2 separate regions of the Mus musculus genome follow, and region 2 is linked to region 1. The links are chromatin loops, found by intact Hi-C in ENCODE. Cell type or tissue: left cerebral cortex. All regions are shown on one strand. Each heading gives the region's core, and the rest is flanking DNA. Links, peaks and the distances in the headings are about the cores only.

Evidence for each region. Hi-C counts contacts between places; a loop is a spot of excess contacts. Peaks named below come from ENCODE experiments on the same cell type or tissue, not always from the same donor. Only the 100,000 strongest peaks of a DNase experiment are listed, where the experiment ranks them.
Region 2: a loop joins it to region 1, with 3 times the contacts of the local background. A loop is called at or near these places in 21 of 42 quality-filtered maps.

Annotation. Positions count from the first base shown.
Region 1 is chr2:80,348,475-80,358,599 of GRCm38, reverse strand. It overlaps Dnajc10 (DnaJ heat shock protein family (Hsp40) member C10), which reads right to left. Exons shown (of 23, transcript NM_024181.2): 21 at 9,212-9,331; 22 at 7,867-7,971; 23 at 4,545-5,741. The coding sequence ends at 5,730. Among named protein-coding and RNA genes, the nearest start is that of Gm13752, 38 kb to the left of the region's middle. In left cerebral cortex, for the core only: no CTCF peak of the experiment used is centred there; a DNase peak (open chromatin) is centred at 6,053.
Region 2 is chr2:80,516,114-80,526,238 of GRCm38, reverse strand. Nckap1 (NCK-associated protein 1) reads left to right here. Exons shown (of 31, transcript NM_016965.3): 18 at 561-680; 19 at 1,562-1,701; 20 at 2,732-2,863; 21 at 5,649-5,867; 22 at 6,270-6,400; 23 at 6,583-6,680; 24 at 8,251-8,344. Among named protein-coding and RNA genes, the nearest start is that of Gm24461, 38 kb to the left of the region's middle. In left cerebral cortex, for the core only: a CTCF peak has its summit at 5,998 (motif pointing right); no DNase peak of the experiment used is centred there.

The DNA.
Region 1 (10,125 bases), core at 3,297-8,296:
ACAAGTTTGCACTCTGACCAGCAATGGAGGAGTGTTCCCCCTTGTTTCACATCCTCTCCAGCATGTGCTGTCACTTGAGTTTTTGATCTTGTCATTCTGCTGGAGTGTGAGATAGAATCTCAGAGTTGTTTTTGATCTGCACTTCCCTGGTAATGGAGGATGTTGAACACTTAAGTACTTCTAGGCCACTGGATTTGGGTAATACAAAATCCTTGTCATGGAATATTTCAAAGTGGTGCATCAATCCCTATCTGACTCATTGTGATGATCTGTATATGCTCGGCTCAGGAAGTGGCACTATTAAAAGGTGTGGCCCTGTTGGAGTAGGTGTGCCATGTGGGCGTGGGCTTTAAGACCCTCATCGTAGCTGCCTGGAAGCCAATATTCTTCTAGCAGCTTTCAGATAAAGATGTAGAACTCTCAACTCCTCCTGACCATACCTGCTGGGTGATGCCATGCTCCTGCCTTGATGATAATGGACTGAACCTCTGAACCTGTAAGCCAGCCCCAATTAAATGTTGTCCTTATAAGAGTTGTCTTGGTCATGCTGTCTGTTCACAGCAATAAAACCTGAACTAAGACACTCGCCCATAACCATTTTTGTTTCCTTTGTATTCTATTTTGAAGCAAGTCTTGGACATTGTTATCATAAAAAAAAATCAACCTACTGAAAAACAAGATACCCTTATCAAATATCCATTACAATTTTGTTTCTTCCCCTCCTGCCCCTGCCACCTCCCACTTTTTTTGAGGGGTGGGGTAGGGTGGAGGGTAGGTCTATCCCAGGGCCTTGTGCCTGCTCAGGTGGCTCACGCCTTTAATCCCAGCACTTGGGAGGCAGAGGCAGGCGGTTTTCTGAGTTCGAGGCCAGGCTGGTCTACAGAGTGAGTTCCAGGACAGCCAGGGCTACACAGAGAAACCCTGTCTCGAAAAACCAAAAGAACAAAACAAAACAACAACAACAAAACAAAAAATCTACGACTGAGCTATATCTGCAGCCCAGTTCTCTGTATGTGTGTGTGTGTGTGTGTGTGTGTGCGAACCAGACCCAAGAAGTATACATAGTATATTTGGATGATATGATAAAAAATCCTTTCATTTCATAAATTTTTTTTCCATTTTGGTTTTTGTCTGCACATTAAAAAAAAAAACATGTATTTTATTTATACGACTAGCTGATGAAGTTGGCAGAACATTTTTTTTCCTGCTATACATTTTTTCTACTTAGTAAATTAAGTCGTCATGGTACAGACAGTTAAAGTAAGCAAAATTAGCAAACACACTAAGGAACTGGGTCACAAGACAGGAACTTCATTTTTAGAGCAACAGTCCTTCATAACTGAGAATGAGATTGTCATGAGTTTAAAAGAACATTAGGAAGCACAGAAAATTCTGAGAATTTTGAAAAAAAAGCATCAGTACAATTTGATGACTGTTGTAAATCTTGGGAAGTGACAGATGTTAATGTGGTTGCGCTCTTCGTCAATGGGAGTCTGCTTTGCTTCATGGCATGGACAGAGTGTAGCACGCTACAGTAGCTGTGTGCCTGTGTGCTGTTACATGTTAGTCATGTTACAGCAGATCACAAACGTCAGCTTGTTTACAATTTCACAGTCAACACTTGATATTCAGGGTCCTTTTAGCTAGAAAACAATGCAAACGAGGGGCCTGACTCCACAGAACTGCCTGAAGTAGAAAAGACTATCCCCCCCCCCCCCCCATAGGTGGAATGAAGTCTCTTCTTGTTTTTCACTGCCACCTACTGGAGCCTGATGTTTCTAATAAAAACCCACAGGGAAGCCTGTTAGAGGAAGGAAAAAGGTTAGGAAAATGGAGAAAGTGTTTTTCAAAGGAGTAGGTGTGGCTTCATAGGCAAAGATACATTCGATTTTCTAATAAACATCGTAAAAACACCGATCACAATACTGTTAGGCATTGTGAGGGGGGTACTAATTAAACAGCAACCATCACTGATATACATTTTTTTTTTGGTGGCATTTGCACTTTTCTGGGCATGGCAATTATATATGTGGTATACAGTGCTCCATTCTCCTGTCCAAGCAGTAAGCTTTCCTGTGTGTCGGTTTCCTGCCCTTTAGTCCACCGAAGTGTATTGCAGACTTAAAAAAAGACTATTTACTTTGTGTTTGTATTTGTGTGTGGGCATGCACGTGCCATGGCACACACAGGGAGGCCAGAAGTCACCATAAGGGAGTCAGTTCTTTCCTTCTACCACGTGGGTCCTGGGGATTGAACTCAGGTTGTGGGGGTAGGGATGGGGAGCTGGGGGTGGGGGATAGGTTCAAAGCAGGTGCCTTTAACTCCTCAAAACCACCACACCTGCTCTCATTTAGGGCACTTTATCCACATCACTGCCAAGGAACCAAAAGAAACACTATTTGACCGGCCGTTCTTTTTTACTTCTCTTGGTCTCCCTCCCTTTGGTTTGCGGTGGCACAGTGGCCACTTCTGCTGCTTCTTCTCTTTGGTTTGCGGTGGCACAGTGGCCACTTCTGCTCTTCTAGAGGCCTTACTTTTCACAAGAAAGAAAGACGTGGTATTTCTTTGTGCCTGGCTTACTTCACTTAGTAGAGTGAACTCCACTTCTCCGCGTGTTGCTTTCAACAGCCGAATGATGTTCTGTCAAGTGCCATGATGCTTATATTCCTTGGTGATGACAGCCACTAAAACAGGTAGACGCTATGTGCCACTGTGATCTCTGGTTTTGGGTTGCATTTCAGTAGTGAGGCTGAGCAGTTCTTACTGTTGACTACACAGACAGGTCATATTTTCATCCTGCTTTGAATTTTTCTTTACAATCTGGACATTAGTGAAATACTTCACAGATAAAGCTTGCACTTCCATATGCTATACTGTTTTCTCTCAATTATTTCCTTTGCTATACAGCTTTTTAGTAGAATATAGTTTCATCTATTTGTGCCCATGCCTTTGGTGTCTTTATTTAAAAAGTCATTGCTATACTACTATCTTGAAGTGTTCCCTCTATATTTCCTGATAGTAATTACAAAATCTGAGGCTACTTCTGCATGTGTATTCAGTTTTGCTAGGACATAATGGAGACATTCTTCTCTCCACTGTATGCTCTCAGAGTCTTGGTGAAAACCAGTTGTCCATATGAGTAGTTTAATTTCAGGGACCTCTCTTCCAATGACCTGACAGTTTTTAACGTTGGCAGAATGCTGTTCTCGTTACTGTGACTTAATAGTATATTTTGAAGTCTGGTTTTGTCGTATTTTCCAGTTTCTTCTCTCACCAAGTCACTCTGGTTATTCTGGGTTTTTTACCCCCCTTCTCAGTGTGACATGTATTTTAGGGGTTTTACTTCTATTTTTATGATGAACTATTTCTATTTGGACCATCTCATATGAAATTATAATTTACTCAATAACTCTTACCATAAATTATTAGCACAGTAGTTTGAATTAAAATTAGAATACTCTTGCAGTTAATTAAAATATCCATGCAGAGCTGGGCATAAAGCCAGGCTCTAAGCTCTGATATGGCAGGAATTGTAAAGGCATGGCTGGAGGGCAGGCAGAGCACAGAAGAGCAGGGGCACAAGTACACTACCATCTCACCTGGCTTCAGCTGGGTTCTCAGATCCTGAAGCTTGCATGGCCAAGTGCTTCACCCAATGAACCATCTCCCCAGTCCCTGTAGCAGTATACTCTCGACTAAAAAGATATTAAGGAACCAAGTATCCAAAACAAGTTCTAATTGGCTGTACACAGCCTGTCTCCTAGGATTTGCTCTGCTCTGCTAGGAGGAGCTGCACAGAGAAATAGTATTGCTTCAGTGTACACGTGATACTCCTTAGAGGTGTTCCATTTAAATATCAACCTGCCAGCCATCTGCTGTGAATGCACAATATGAATCTGAGGTCAGCTACTGAATAATTATCCGAGTTACCTAACCCCATGTCCAGCAGCAGGTCCTATGTTCAGCGCACATTCCATAGACATACAGCTTAAGCAAAAGTAACAGCTACTGTTTAATGTACTGCCTGTAAAATGTTTACCAGCAAGTACAGGAAGTAATTATAGGTAGGCACTGAGTAGCTAGCTATCCACTATTTATGACTGTGACAGGAGGGTAGTCTGTGGGCTCCCTTCGTGCACCCCTCTGTTGCCCAGTTCAGTAGTGTGCAAGTAACTAGTTCACTAAATTAGAATACTTTTACTAAGTAAGACTTCTTTGGGCATTCCACTTGTGGAATTTTGCATAAACAAGCTAGTTTTAAAGGAAATTCTAGGCTGTCAAAGTTAAATAAATGAAAGGCTTTTGCCGTTACCTGTCATGATTCAGAGTTCGTTAGGAACGGTAAGGCTCATGTGTGCTCACATGTACAGCAGAGCCCGAGTCAGGGAGTTAAAATGTAATAAAACACAGGAGAATCTGAATGAGGTAGAAAGGAAACTAATGCACACTGCTTTCCCTAGCACAAACCTATGGCATAGCCTTTATGAAGACAAGACTAGGGAGCAGGGAAAGTGATAAAATCTTCCAAACACAACAATCATCTTCAAAAGAATTTTAGAAAAAATAATTTGACTTTATTCACTGGCATCCTCTGACCACCCCACACACCGGGAGAGAACTGAACTAGAGGTCACTCTGTTTTTGGAGTTGCAGCAGGGACCTGTGACCCTCTGAGTCTAAACAACTGAGAAATGGGAAGAGTCCATTGTGTGCTTGATTTTAGTAAAAAGTACTTCAGTTGTTATGGAAACTTTACTGAAAAAGACAATAATTGAAAAACAGCATCATCATGAGCCAATTAAAATAAATCTAAAATTACTGTTCCTATTGGAATAGTGAATATTGGACAGAAGGAAAAACCACGGCTACAGGGGAAAAAATAATCAACATGAGTGATCAAAACAGAGAACCCAGAAGGGAAATATGTCAATATCAGGAAGACACGTGAAACAAAACCAACAAAACCATCAGTAGGAACATTTATGAAAGCAAATAAATGAAGGTGTACATACTAAACACAGGCTTAGACCTGTGACAGCCACACAGCCCATCAACTGCTGTAAATACTTCTTCTTACCTTGTTCCTGGGACAGCAGCTTACAGGATTTTTACACTTACTGTTGTGATAAATTAAGAACTCTTCAACTCTTACAAGAAAGCCTCTGTCTATACAGTAGTACATAGTAGGAAAAATGGGTAATTTTTATTTTCCTATGTGGTGAAAATAGTCAAAATAAAATATATGGTCATAGACAGAATTAGAAGAGGTGACTGAAAAGCAAGTCAGTTCTTTTCAAGCGCATCAGAAATTTACAAGTGAAAACCCAAGTCTACTTTGTACAGTCTGAAGGTAACAGAGCCACGTGCAGGGCCAGGTGTCCAAACATCAGTTCTGGGGTCAGCAAACTAGTCCCTGGGCTGGACTTGGCCTGTGGAGTATTTCTATATGGCCCTGAGCTAAGACTGATGTGTGTATTTCTAAAAGGATTAACAACAACAACAAAGACACAACACAGAACCATATGTGGACTGCAGTCTCAGATGGCGCTGCCTGGCTCTCCAGGAAGCATGTGCAGCCCACAGTGCCGCACAGGAGCTCTGTGTACACAGGCAACTGCGAGGCCCAGGTCACGTGCATCTGCTTCCTCAGGAGCATCGTCACTTGGGAAAGGGATCTTTTGATGCCGTTCTCCAGATTCTTTTCCTTACATGCTTTTTCTTCAACACCATCAAAGCTCATCCTGCATGCATGTAAAGGTGAGCAAAAGAGAAAGGTATTATAAGGTAATCAGTATTTTACTTTCTTACACATACTCAATGTTCTTACTGAAGAGAATATCACAAAACACTCTTTGCTCAATAACAGCTGATGTGCCAGTTTTCACCTGCACACAGTAGGTATTGTCACACCTACTGGTGTGTCATCCTGTGTGAGATGGTTTCTACCGTCACCTTGACGGGCTCTCTGGGAATCCCGTGGGGCGTGAGCTGGGGAGACGGTGCCACTTCCTAGCAGGGGAGGACTGTAAGATGGAGGAGGGCACTGAGCAGCAGCAGCAGCAGGCGCTCAAGCTTCCTGCCTGGGTGACGTCACTAGCCGCTTCAGCACCTGCCTCTCGACTTCCTCGCTAGGTGAATGCGCTGTGCTCTCGAACTGTGAGTCAGAACCATTTTTATCCTAAGTTGCTTCTGTCAGAATATTTTACACAGTGACAGAAAAGGTATTAAGACACTAAGTGGTAATATGATACGTTCTTTATCTTAATTTCAGTTATAGTATTTTGGTTTATGAGTAGTAACACACTTTAAAATATTTAGCTTAGGTAAAACCGTAAGTTCTAAAATAACTTGAAAAGATTAAAATAACTCAAACACTAGAAAAATCTACTTGCTAAGAAGACATGGATTCCCATCTCCTCTACCCCTTAGCCGTGGACAAATGTTTGGGAAATATTTCCCCACTTAGGGCTCCCCTTCACTACTATACACAAGTAGGTTCTAGGAAGGCCGAGACTCCGCAGAGACTGTGCTATGCTGACTGTATTAAATTCTACGCAGCAGCTCCCACGCTCCTGGAGTCTGCTCCTCTGCAGGCTGAGAGCAGACTTAAGAGAGATCAAACGAATCGGCTACAGAAGAGCAACAGGAAGGAGCCTGCAGTGATGATGAACAGATAAAAATTCAGGAACAACAGGATTCAGGTTTAAACATAGTCCACCTATACCAAGCGCAAAGGAAACTTTGCTTTCCAAAATATGTTCAGGTTCTAGAATATTTACTACTAGTAATTCAGTATTTTATTTACACTAAACAACATTTAAATAACTATTAACCATATCACTATTATAAATAACATTACCATATATACACATATAAATGTATATGTATATATGTATATTAATATATATATTTAAAATGTTTTGGAGACGGGACTCCTACCTAGCAGAGATCTGCCTGTCTCTACCTCCAAGCGCTGAGATTACAGATGTGCACCACCAAACCCAGCTTGTGTATGTCACATATTAAAAATAGAAAATCTGCAATGAAGTCCAGGGTATACGCAGAGCTATACAACCACTTTCCAAACATTTCCTGTACTTCAGAGCCAGATTCCTTCACACTCTCAAGTAGTCATTGCAATTTCTACTCTCACCCTGTCTCGGCAGCCATTAACCTGCTTTGTGAACATTTTACATATATAGGACCAAGCTACCCACCCACCAATCCATCCACCCACCCACCCACCCATCCATCCATCCATCCATCCATCCATCCATCCATCCATCCATCCATCCATTCTTTCTTTTTCCTTCAGAGACTGGGTTTCTCAGTGTAATAGCCCTGGCTGTCCTGGAACTTGCTCTATAGACAGACCAGGGTGTATCAGATCTATACATCTCCCAACTCTCAGACACCCCCCTGCCTTCACATTCCAAGTGCTGGGGTTATAGGCGCGCGCCACCACTACCTGGTTTACTAATCATTTTTTTTCTTCAAAAATTTACCATGAAGTATGGATGCATTCTTCATTTTTTACCTTAAAGACTCTACAGGCAGCATCAATGTGCCACATTTTGCTTATCCACTTCGTTGGAGGCTGGCTGTCTTTCCCTATTTTGCTGTATGAGTGATGTTGTTATATACACTGGAGTCCCAGTTTTTTTTTTTTTTTAAATGAAAGAAACTTGATAATTTTTGTTAACTGGTGAGCATACAAATTTCCAAGCATTTCATCATCTAGAGTCTATAATGTCGGCTGTTATAGTTCTCCAAAATGAGTATGTCTTTGAATATTCATTTCTGAGTGGCATGCACACCATGAACACATCTTGGCAATCTGCCTGTCACTTGAAGGCTTAGTCTTACCTTATTTCTTTTTACTTGGCTTTGGAGCGTTTCCAATTTTCCATAAATTAAGGCAGCAATAGTTTTTGCATCTCTGGAATTTATTTGCTCTTCCCAAATACTTTTCTAAAATTAAAAACACTCATGTTATCTTTTAAGTACATAAATCAAAACATGACATTTCCACACAAGAAGCTTGCTTCCTTATACCTTAGTTTTTTGTTCTAATGCTGTTTAACTTTCCTGTTTCTTCAAGAGCATAATGCTACAAAAGTAGTTAACCCACACTAGAAAGAATACTACTTGCAGCATTAGCAGAGCACAAAGTGATTTCTAGGAAAACACATCACTGACTTCAAAGACTCTTATGTGGTGTGGTGGTGGTGGAGGGCATGTGTATGACAGAGTGACCCAGCAGCAGCTTGGCAGTAGAGCATTGCCCTTGTGTGTTTAGCCTTCAGTACTACAAAGTAAAAACCATGAAGACGAGTAAGCCATCAGCTCACATCCCAGTTTTTATTTCTTATAAAGTATCTTAAGACAAAATGTGTCTTCATTTATCTTTAAAGGACCAATAATCTTGCTGAAATATCATAGTTCTGTTCAAAAGCATAGTAATATACCTGGGAAGACTGGACAGTCTTAGGTGCTTTCTGTTAACAACTATATCAGCTGAAAGATGCAACTTTTCAAACCAGACTCTGATTTGTTGAGACCTTCCTTGGTAGAGCTCTGGTTTCTTTCACTGAAAACCCAACCCACCCAGGCACTGTGGAGCATGAAACCCTAACACTCAGAGGCAGATGGATCTATCTGAGAGGCCAATGCTAGCTGGCTCTACAAAGCAAGTTACATAACACAAACCAAAATCAAACCTAACCAACAAAGAAAAAAAAGCATATTGGTAGTAGTGCCTCCAAACAATTATAACCAAAGCAAAAGACTCCACTTGTTATCTAAGCTTTTAGTAAGCATCCCTCAAAAAATGCTGTTACTAAGTGTATTTCAAAGGTATTTACAAACTAATTTCTTAAGAAGAAAATATTTAAAAAACAATTACTATATTAAAAAGTAGAAAATATAAAACTGCATAGAAAATAATAACTTTGAATTGTATAACCCAGATATAACATATATTTGGTTGTATTTTTTTGTATTCATGGAGCACAAAGTCTATAAGGCAACTGAAACCACACAGACCAGAAAATCTTTTAGAATACCTTGGTACACCAGAAAAGAAGATGTCTCAGTAAAAAATATTTTTAAAAGATGAAGGGAGAAACTGGAAAGTAGAGAAACTCTTCCTCCCATATAATGCTCTAGGCTTGGCCTGCTGAAGGAAGGCGGAGTCAGAGCCTGCACACACCTTTGCTCTCTCGTACTGGTACAGTTTGACACTGGGGTAGGCTTTGATGCCGGCTTTCTGGCACGTCTGGGGGTAAGCCTGACAGTCCACTTTCCCGGCTCTCACTTTTCCTTTGATCATCTGAAAAACAAAACAAAATGAATTAACAGATCTTGCCACTTTCCAACATATTTCAAATATTTATATATTTATATAAAGTTTTTTTACTTTTAAAACTCGAGTTTTAATTCTTTGTATTCACACCAGATTGTTTCTACTTTTTTCCAAGCCCTTTAAGCTTCCACTGGCTGCCATTTGTCTAACATAAACAGCCACTTCTTCACGGGTACCTGGAGACTGTAACTCTGACCTCCCTAACTGTCCACTCACCGCACTTTGCCCACCACAGCCAAACATCTGTCTTTAATCCTAAGTGACATTCTTAATTGGGTGAACGGCTGAGCACACCACTTAGATTGTCTAGGTCAGAGATTCAGTCTTCCTAGAGCAGGGCGAGCCTTGCTCTTTTCGTGCCTTTGCAGATGGTCACAAAGGGGCTTCTCTGCAGAGCAGTGTTTCCTGTCATCGGCAGCATGCAGCCTGTCTCTGCTATATGGGTGTTCACCCTCCCTCATCGTCTATGAATGCGGTATTCTTTCCACTGATATATGTCAGCATTCTAACACAAGAACAGCTTTAAAGTCACTAGTGACTTGAGTTTGAGTTAACCAAATAGACAATTACCGGACTTCTTCCTGTGTGCTTTACGCTGCTGTCCACGCCTGCCTCCTGTCTTTCCTGACAGCATTTACAGGCCCTCCAGCCCCATCCTTTCCCAGAACAGGGAGCTCGTTGTTTACCTTCAGGTCACTCCATCCCACTCGTCCCATCTTTGGGTGTTTCCATGGTCACCAGTCTCTTAGTGAGATCTTCTA
Region 2 (10,125 bases), core at 3,433-8,432, 170 kb before region 1:
AACATAAATTTGCACGTGTACATCATGTACCTTATTTTTAAATGTTGAAAAACTAGATTTAGAACATGGTGAATTTGAGCCGGGCAGTGGTGGCACATGCCTTTAATCCCAGCACTTGGGAGGCAGAGGCAGGCGAATTTCTTTGTTTGAGGCCAAAACCAAAAAAAAAAAAAGAACATGGTGAATTGAATGATGAAATATATAGTTTATTATCTTCCTTTTTGTAATAGCATCTGAGTCTTGTGATTCTTCTGCCTTAGTTTCCCCAGTGCTGGGATTACAAATGAGTGCTACCATACCTGGCTGAATACAGTTTTATGCTTTATAAATAGAGATTTTAGAAGATTGTTCTTAAATCATAATTTTCTTACATTGTTACCAAGTATATATTTTATATGAACACATATAGTTTAATTTGAGTTGTAGAGAAAGCAACACACATCTACTTCCCCAGCCCTTATAGCAGAATAGGACTTTCCCTGAATTTTCATGTTTGTGTAAAGTGTTTTGTTGAGATCATGTCCTTGTGACCTGTGTTACTTCTGTCTTCTGCCCACCAGCGCCATCATATAGGAGATCGTAGCCTTTCCCTGTGCAATATGTTCCTGGATGAGATGGCCAAACAAGCTCGAAATCTCATCACCGATATTTGCACAGAACAGTGTACTCTTAGTGACCAGGTAATATTTTAAGTTTTTCAATTATTTCTTCTGTCAGTGTTAAAATTAACCTTAGAAAAACATCTATAGCTCTGCCAGGCGGTGGTGGTGCACACACCTTTAATCCCGACACTTGGGAGGCAGGGGCAGGCAGATCTCTGTGAGTTTGAAGACAGTTTAGTCTACACAGAGAAATCCTATCTTGGAAAAAAGAAAAGAAAAAAAGAAAGAAAACATCTGTGTCTCCATCTGTAAAACCTGCCCGTTTCCCAGATTGCTTGCAATATAAAACTTTCACTCTGGCTTCACTCTCAGAACCCCCTTAACAGCAAAAACTACTGTGTTTTTTTTTTTTTTTTTTTAAGATTAATTAATTTATTTTATGTGTATGAGTACACTGTAGCTGTCTTCAGACTCACCAGAAGAGGGCATCAGATCCCATTACAGATGGTTGTGAGCCACCATGTGGTTGCTGGGAATTGAACTCAGGACCTCTGGAAGAGCAGTCAGTGCTCTTAACCTCTGAGCCATCTCTCCAGCCCCAAACTATTCACTGTCTACTCTATGCTCTATTTTACAGTGTGCCCACTAGATACTGAACAGATCTGGTTTCTTCTTTGTAGGCCATTTACATAGTTATAGTGCCTGTTATATCTCACTCCATAATTGCCTGGTATGTTTTATTTGTCTTTTGAATAATAACTTGAATAAGCCTTAATACTTGAGTAAGTTTCCACCTCTGCCTTGCTGTATAGGGCCTGTGATCTAGATAGGTAAAATGCTCCCTGCATTTCAGCCCTCCTGGTTGCTCCTGGTAGCAACCCAGCCAAGGTAGCCTGCGGCAGTTTATACATTCCGAGAAGTCGGTGCAGCAGTATAACAGCCTTTTTACCCAATTTCAGTTATTGCCGAAGCATTGTGCCAAAACCATCAGTCAAGCAGTGAATAAGAAGTCAAAAAAACAGACGGGCAAGAAAGGGGAACCTGAAAGGGAAAAACCGGGTGTGGAGAGCATGAGGAAAAACAGGCTGGTAGTGACCAAGTAAGCCTTCCTCTTCTCCTGGGGACTCTGTGGGGACTCTTTCCTCGGCGCTGTTAGAACTGAGACGGGGAGAGGAAGTGAGGAGGTTTTATTGTCTAACCCTTACGAAACAAACAAAGCAGAACAGAAATCCTTGTACGTTTATCTGTTAGTACTATGTTCTACAATGCAGACTCACTGTGTCACTGCTGTGACACAGTACCCAGCCAGTGTAATCTAAGACGTTTATTTGGCTCACAGTTTGAGGGTACAGTCCTGGCAGGGGAGACAGGGAGGCTGGGGCCCTGGACTTTGTACCTGCAGCCAGGAAGCTTCCTTCTGACCGTATTCCCTGGGCTCCAGCTTGCTGAGTGACACTGCTTACAGTTACCTCTGTTAGCCCTCACAGACACACACACCCATGGGAGTTAACTAGGTGACTCCATCTGTCAAGTTGACAGTCAGTACTAACCGTCACATAGGTAACAGGTGGTATTGTCTTGATGTACAGAATACTGAAGGCCAAGAGTCTCTCAAATTCTCTGAGGCGCATTTTTAACAACTTCGTGATCCATAAGAATATGTCTGATACCATTATTTGAAAAAATAAATGTGCTAGCTTGTACTCACAGACATTAGTTAGCATTTTGATTGGTGGTTAGGAAAGCAGAGGTGGACAGTAATTGGGTGAATGTTGTTTGTTAAATGTTCTACCTGTTCCTAAGACGAAAAAGCCATTGCCCCTTTATAAACAGTGCCTCTGCTCCATAGCAGATTAACACCACCAGGAGGAAGTTATTGCTGCTGACGGCTGAATAAGCGCCTCTTCTTGTGGTGCTCAGTACATTTATTATTAGCCGAATGTAGAGGGATACAAACGATCCTGCTTAATATTTGCTTGAGTTAGATAGAAACCTTTTGAACTATCAGTTTAAGAATAAAAAAATAAAATTCTGCAGTGTTCTCTGTAAGTCTTGCTATTTTTATGAAATTGATTTGGAAGTACCTGTTATGAACTATCATGTAATTGTTATTTATTACTGTTTTTTAGCCTTGATAAGTTGCACACTGCACTTTCGGAGTTATGCTTCTCCATAAATTATGTTCCAAACATGGCGGTGTGGGAGCACACCTTCACGCCGAGGGAGTATTTGACTTCTCATCTGGAAATCCGGTTCACTAAGTAAGAGAGCACACAGACTGTTGCCACTGCTTCATTTAACAAGCTTGTGTTCGCCACCTGATGCCTATCCAGTACCAACTGTTACTAGCATTTCTGAGGTGAACTGGTGCACTGCATATCGCAGTGGGCCGAGAACCATGTGGAATAGTGAAGTGAGACTTACTGGGCAGCAGGTTCCTGCCCCACACTTACTGCTAGTTACCAACACTGACCATGTCAGCAACTTCCTCCTAAGATTAGTTGTCCTACACAAACAGGGCTTATTAGCGTAGTTTGTCTTCAGGCTTATGGAGGTTAAGTGAGTAAGGCCAGGAGCTCACTAGGATGCGGTCAGTAAAGAGAGCACAGCAAGTGAGTAAGAAAAGATGCAAGCATCGAGCATCATCAAGTGCGTATTAGGCTTTGCCTGAGCACGCCAAGCCATCAGTTCTGAGTAAGGTTTACAGACATTTGTGTGATACTGCAGTAAGGAATAAAAAATTCAGTTCTATGAATGATACTTTAGATTTCTGAAAGTTAACTATTAAGAAAGTGTTTATTACTTAAATTTTAATCTTGGAAATTAATAATTTAATAATAATTTAATCTCAGTATCTGAAAAATTTGCCAAAGGATTTTCAAAGTGTTTATGATCATGAATGAGTAATGTTTCCATTGTTGTACGTGAAACATTGTGGCAAGGAAATAGAATAAAGCTGGAGACTCTAGCTGGTATGACAAGAACACTGCAACAAGAGAACAAAGTAGGACTATATAAAACAACAGTAAATGGAGTATTGAACTAGTAATTGTCAGTGAAGCAGCCAGCGCTGAACAATATCTTTTGTTCCCATTCTTAAGTCAGATACACTGACAGTAAACTTCGGTATTGAGACCCAAGGCACACTCTGCCTTCTGGTCCTTAACACTGTTAGCTGGGGGTGGGGGGGACGGGGACTGCTGGCCAGGGTCTGAGGTTCAGTTTTTGGCTCCTGTGTTTTCCTTTTGTAAATAGTTTGGTTATAATTTATGGGCACGCCAGTGCCCTTTTCTTCCCAAACCTCTTTTAGTGGTTGGGTTAAGTCAGGGAGCAACTTGCTTTGTTTGGGTTTCCTTTGTTTTTTTTTTTTTTTTTTTTTTTTTTTTAAGATTTATTTATTTATTATATGTAAGTACACTATGTAGTTGTCTTCAGACACTCCAGAAGAGGGAGTCAGATCTCGTGATCGGATGGTTGTGAGCCACCATGTGGTTGCTGGGATTTGAACTCCTGACCTTCGGAAGAGCAGTCGGGTGCTCTTACCCACTGAGCCATCTCACCAGCCCCCTCCTTTGTTTTTATTGTTCAGTTTTAGTCTTATTCCTTGGGGCCTAAATACAAGAGTAGTAATTTTCATCTTGAGTTGGCCTATCTGGATGTAGTCCTAGCTGTGGGCTTTGTCTGCTGTGTTAAAGACGCATCTTTAGAAATACAAGTCGAATGCTTATGGGAGTGTCTTAAATCGATAAGGACTGGCAGCTAGGCTCTGTAGGTAAAGGTGCTTGCTGCGAAGCAGGCAGACACTTGGTAGGAGGAGAGAACTGACTTTACAATGTTGTCCTTTAACTTACACACACACACACATAATTTATCAGTGTAATTTAAAAATATTTACTTGTAAATAAATGTAATTTAAGTAAAAATTTTTAAGGGAATAGGAGGGACTGATGCGGAGAAAGATCACTTAGAGAAGTATTTTCAAGCCTGTGTTTCCTGTTAGCTTTATATATACATGGCGAGTAAACGTGCTTTAATGTGCTGTTCAGTGTCATCTTTTTTTTTTAAGATATATTTATTATTATATATAAGTACACTGTAGCTGACTTCAGATGGACCAAAAGAGGGCATCAGATCTCATTACGGATGGTTGTGAGCCAACATGTGGTTGCTGGGATTTTGAACTCACTTCAGAAAAACAGTCAGTGCTCTTACCCTCTGAGCCATCTCGCCAGCCCTGTTCAGTGCCATCTTATTTTAACTGTCAAGTAGTTTGTTGAAGACCAGCATTAAGTCAAACAAACATTTATAGATGCTCATTTATTTTGTCAACTTTAGATCAGGGTGTATGACTTTATAAATGGTTAATTAAACTATTATGTCTAGTTACATATTTACATTCTCTCTAGGTGTTTGAAAACTGCTCATTCTAAACAGACTGCCTCCAAACACTGATTCTTTTTATAGTTTCCTTATGGTTTGAACCTTAGTTTATTTATGAAGTGTTAGTGATGATAACTGCATAGCTATTTTAGTACATACTGGGATTCAGTTCACTCACATAAAATTCAAAAAGCTTCAAGCAGCAGTGCCAAATAAATTTAAGCTTTAGGATAAATATCTCATTGTCCTTGTTACATTAATGGAGTTTTTAAAAGTCCATTTTATGTCTGATCATTGTTAGTAACTTACCTTCTTTGAATGATTTTTAATTGTATTCTTCATCATTTTTAGGTTATGAGATGACAGTAATTTCATGGCTTTATTTAAGAATTAATTTTATCATTACTGCAAAGAGAGGCCCATTGGACTTGCAAACTTTATATGCCCCAGTACAGGGGAACGCCAGGGCCAAAAAGGGGCAGTGGGTGGGTAGGGGATTGGGGGGGGTGGGTATGGGGGACCTTTGGGATAGCATTGAAAATATAAACAAGGAAAATACCTAATTAAAAAAAAAGAATTAATTTTATTGCTTATTTGATATTAGATGTTAGGTTGAGTAGATTGTTTGCACAAGTGAGAAAATCTTATGTCTGTTATTACCTCCAGATCAATTGTTGGAATGACTATGTATAATCAAGCTACACAGGAAATTGCAAAGCCATCAGAGCTTCTAACAAGCGTAAGAGCATATATGACTGTACTCCAGTCCATAGAGAACTATGTGCAGATTGATATCACCAGAGTATTTAATAATGTCCTTCTTCAGCAAACACAACACTTAGACAGCCATGGAGAACCAACCATCACGAGTCTGTATACAAACTGGTAAGGAGCACATTTACAAGCTTTGAAGGATGGAAAGTTTTGTTTTGTAATAAACTCCTTAGGAAAACCATTTTATGGTTAAGTTTTTATATATGAATCTTTTGTCTGCATGTATGTATGTGTACCGTATGTGTTACTGGTTCCCTCAAAGGCCAGAAGAGGGCATCAGATCCCCTGAAACCAGAGTCACAGTTATGAACCAGCATGCATATTCTAGAAAGCAGGCCTTCAGTGTTCTTCCCCGAGCCGCCCTCCCTTCAGCATTATGTACCATTTATTTTATCAGTTAACTTAAAAGTTATATGTAGGGATGTAGACTATAGTAAATACTTGAACAAGCCATTTCTCCTAGTTATAAATTTAGGTTTATAAACCTTTCTTTTTAAAACCTTTTCTTTTTAGGTACTTGGAAACTTTATTAAGACAAGTCAGCAATGGCCATATAGCTTATTTTCCTGCAATGAAAGCATTTGTGAATTTACCCACAGAAAATGAATTAACATTCAATGCAGAGGAATATTCTGATATATCAGGTGAATATTATATGCTAGATCTAGAAAATGAAGAAAGCCTGATTGTTTTACATGGTAACTTAATTTGGCTTGGTTGTTTTGGGTATTAATAATTAGTTTGTAAGCTGGGATAGTCCAGTATATCAGTGTATCTTAATATATTTGCTCTGTCAAGAAACTGAAGTTAATTCATTTCCTTTCAGAAATGAGATCATTATCAGAGCTCCTAGGCCCATATGGGATGAAGTTCCTGAGTGAGAGCCTTATGTGGCACATTTCATCACAAGTAGCTGAACTTAAGGTACAGTCTTCACCACCCACCCTGCTGTCCTGGTTTGCAGTGTTGGGGTTTGGACCTCTGGCCTCTCACATGGTAGGCAGGTGCTCTACCACTAGCTTCATCTCTAGCCTTTTTCTCATTTTTTATTATGAAACAGGATCTTGTTAATTTCCCAGGCTGGCCTCAAAACTTCTGCACCAGCCTCTCAAATAGCTAGCATTTTGAATATAGGCTGCTCTACATGGCTTTAATTTACCCTTTAAACATTCATTCTTGTAAAACATTTCAGGAATGTGAAAATACCTAGAATTTAAATTAGCCTGACAAGAAAGTACTAGCACATAAGTGAAGTTAAAGCAATACAGGGCCTCTCAATGACATTTGGTTTAGTTGCAGGTAAGACAACAAAGAGGCCAGAGTGGTGAATTAATTTGTACAACTGATGGGTGTTCAGATGCTCAGTGTCCTTAAGCCTTTATCTGTTGCATAATGATGCTTGTATTTGCTTATGTCCAAATTCTCGCCCAAGCTGTTTGTTCCCATTTATTATTTGAATATATTGCTTTCCACATTACCACAGATTGTAACATGAGCATTCTTAGTTTATTGGGCAGTATTAGAGATTGAGTGCAGGGCCTCTCATGTGATAGGCAAGTGCTCTACCACAAGCCACATACCTGGTTTCTTAGTTAGGGTTGCTATTGCTATGAAGAAACACCATAAGCAAAGGCAAGTTGCAGAGGAAAGAGTTTATTTGGCATATGCTTTCACATCATAATCTATCACCGAAGGAAGGCAAGACAAGAGCTCAAGCAGGGCAGGAACCTGGGAACAGGAGCTGATGCAGAGTCCATGGAGGTCTGCTGTTCACTGGCTTGCTCAGCCTGTTTTCTTAGAAAATCATCAGCCCACGTATGGCTTCACCCATCACTCACTAATGAAGAAAATGTCCTAGAGCCAGATCTTTTGGAAGCACTTTCTGAATGAGGTTCTCTCATTTAAGATGACTCTAGCGTGTGTCAAGTTGACATAAAACTAGCCAGCAAACCTAGTATGTTTCATCTTAAACCCTTTAAGCTGGTTGAAAATATCTTTGGACTGCTTCATGATTAAGTAAATATAATAATGGCAGCAACATTTTAAATTACCATTTTTATCATTTTAGGAATATGTCAGTGCTAAGATAAATTATATTGAATAAGAACACACACACACATTTGTATGTATTTATAAAACGACTGTACATTTTGAGAGAATTTTAATTTGGGTCACAAAACCTCTTGGAACTTGACAGACTAGAAGAGTCATGTTTAAATACTGTAGTGTGTCTGAGTATGTGGTGGTCCTTACTCTTGCTTCTTACTCTGCTGAAGTTTCCTGACCTCTTCGTGAATTGGAAACCGAAAGGAAAATATTAGTCTTACATAAGTCATTTTGAGATTCTTTTATTAAAACAATTGTATAGCATGATCCTCTGGACTTAATGAATTTTTTTTTTTTGTCTTTCAAATGGTAACTTGCAAGCAACTACATGAGTCATTAGAACAAAGATCCGTGCCTGACCTGGGCTCCTGTCTTTTTTTTTTTTTAGAAACTTGTGGTGGAGAATGTTGATGTTCTAACACAAATGAGGACCAGCTTTGACAAACCAGACCAGATGGCTGCACTCTTTAAAAGATTATCATGTAGGTTACCCATAGTACTTTTTATAAACATTCAAAAGATCTAACATGCAATATGTAATTTCTACCCAAAATTTGTAACATAAATGCAAGTGACAAACTATGAAAAGTGCTCTTTAGCATATGAAGAGATATAGCAAAAAATACTAGTCACAGGGTCTTTCCAGTGTACATCTACTCCATTCACTCACTCATTCATTCATTCATTCATTCTCCAGGTGGCAGGGTCTCGACCCAGTCAGGCCTTAAACTCACAACTGTCTGCCTGCCTCTGCTTTTTGAGTTGCTAGGATTAGAAATGTGTACCACTACACCAACTTTACTTCAGATATGCTTGACTACAGTTTTTTTTTTTTAATACATGACAGTTACTAGCAAATATTACCTGTAATGAGTTCTTCAGCCTACTAACTATATTAAGTCTACATTAATTCCATTAAGAGATAATTAACTTCCGAGTCTGTAACTTTCTAAAACTCATTTCCCGACGTGGCCAGACACCGAGGAAAGGCTACAGTATATGTTGACAGGATTTAGATCTGTAACCGTGGCCCCAGTCAGCAGCTCTGTCCTCTCAGGAACGCCTCCCTCTGTTGTCTTCTCCCTACTCTTAAACTCACACACGTTCCTGCCACCACAGAGCAGGCTCGGGATTGCTTCTGTCACTTAGCATGCTTCTCAGATTCTTCGGTTTGTGGTGGCCACTGGATTAATAATTTGTTCCCTCTTTTTTTCTTTTCTATTTTTTTTCTTTTTTACTAATTAGTATTCTACTGCATGAAAACCTAAGCCTGTCACGTACATCTTTAACTTTTATTTAAATGTCTTCTTGAAAATGATGCTGCAGTTATACTTGACTCATAATGGTAAAGGTCTTTCTAGCACTAAAAACTTAAGAAATCCAAAATAATCTGTATTGGAGAAAGGCAGAGTGTGCTAATTACTCTACTCAAACCCTGGGGGTGGGGCAGTCTGACAGGGGCTCTCTCAGTCAGTGTGTGTGCACTTGACATGTGCAAGGCCATGGCCACTTCTCCTACGTAGTGAATCTGAAAGTCTCAGTCATTGGACACATAGCGTGGATTTAATATACTTTACCACCTGATACTTTCTTTTCAAATGCTTAGAGAATCACTTTATTGTTTTTCTTCTATTTTTAAAACCTCATTTAATAAAAATTACCATAAAATTAGTGCTACAAAACACCAAAGATGGTCTTGTAAACCACAGTAGTTGCCAGGACTTAAGAAGGAAGCAGTATGGAGTTTGGGGTATGATGCAGCTGTTTACCATGGAGGCAGTATTGGTATCAGATATATATGTTATAATTTCATACAACTATAGACCAAGATGGGGAGTGGGAAGCTGAGTTTATTGTGTGGTTGTTTTAAAAAGAAAGATCAACTTTACAGTTACAGGAGAAAAGCATTTTCATCTTTAATTTTTATTATTTTGCTATTTCGGTGTTTTCTTTCTTCTTCGTTGTTTTGTTTCTTCCATTTTCTGGAGTCAGCTGACCATGACCTACTACTAGCCTTGGCTGTACTGGACTTTCCTATAATACGCAGGGTTTTGCTTGGACCTTGTCATTTGAAGGAATTACTACACTGAAAGGTTTAATAGCCCAGTCTTTAATTCACTGTCCCTTAACAAGGTTATGTATGATTACACTTTGTATATAATAAGACTTTGGGATTTGTTAAAACTAAAATTTAAAGTGTTGAATCATTGTGACCCATATTTATAAAATTAGCCTTAAAATAAAATATATTAAGCCTATTTTG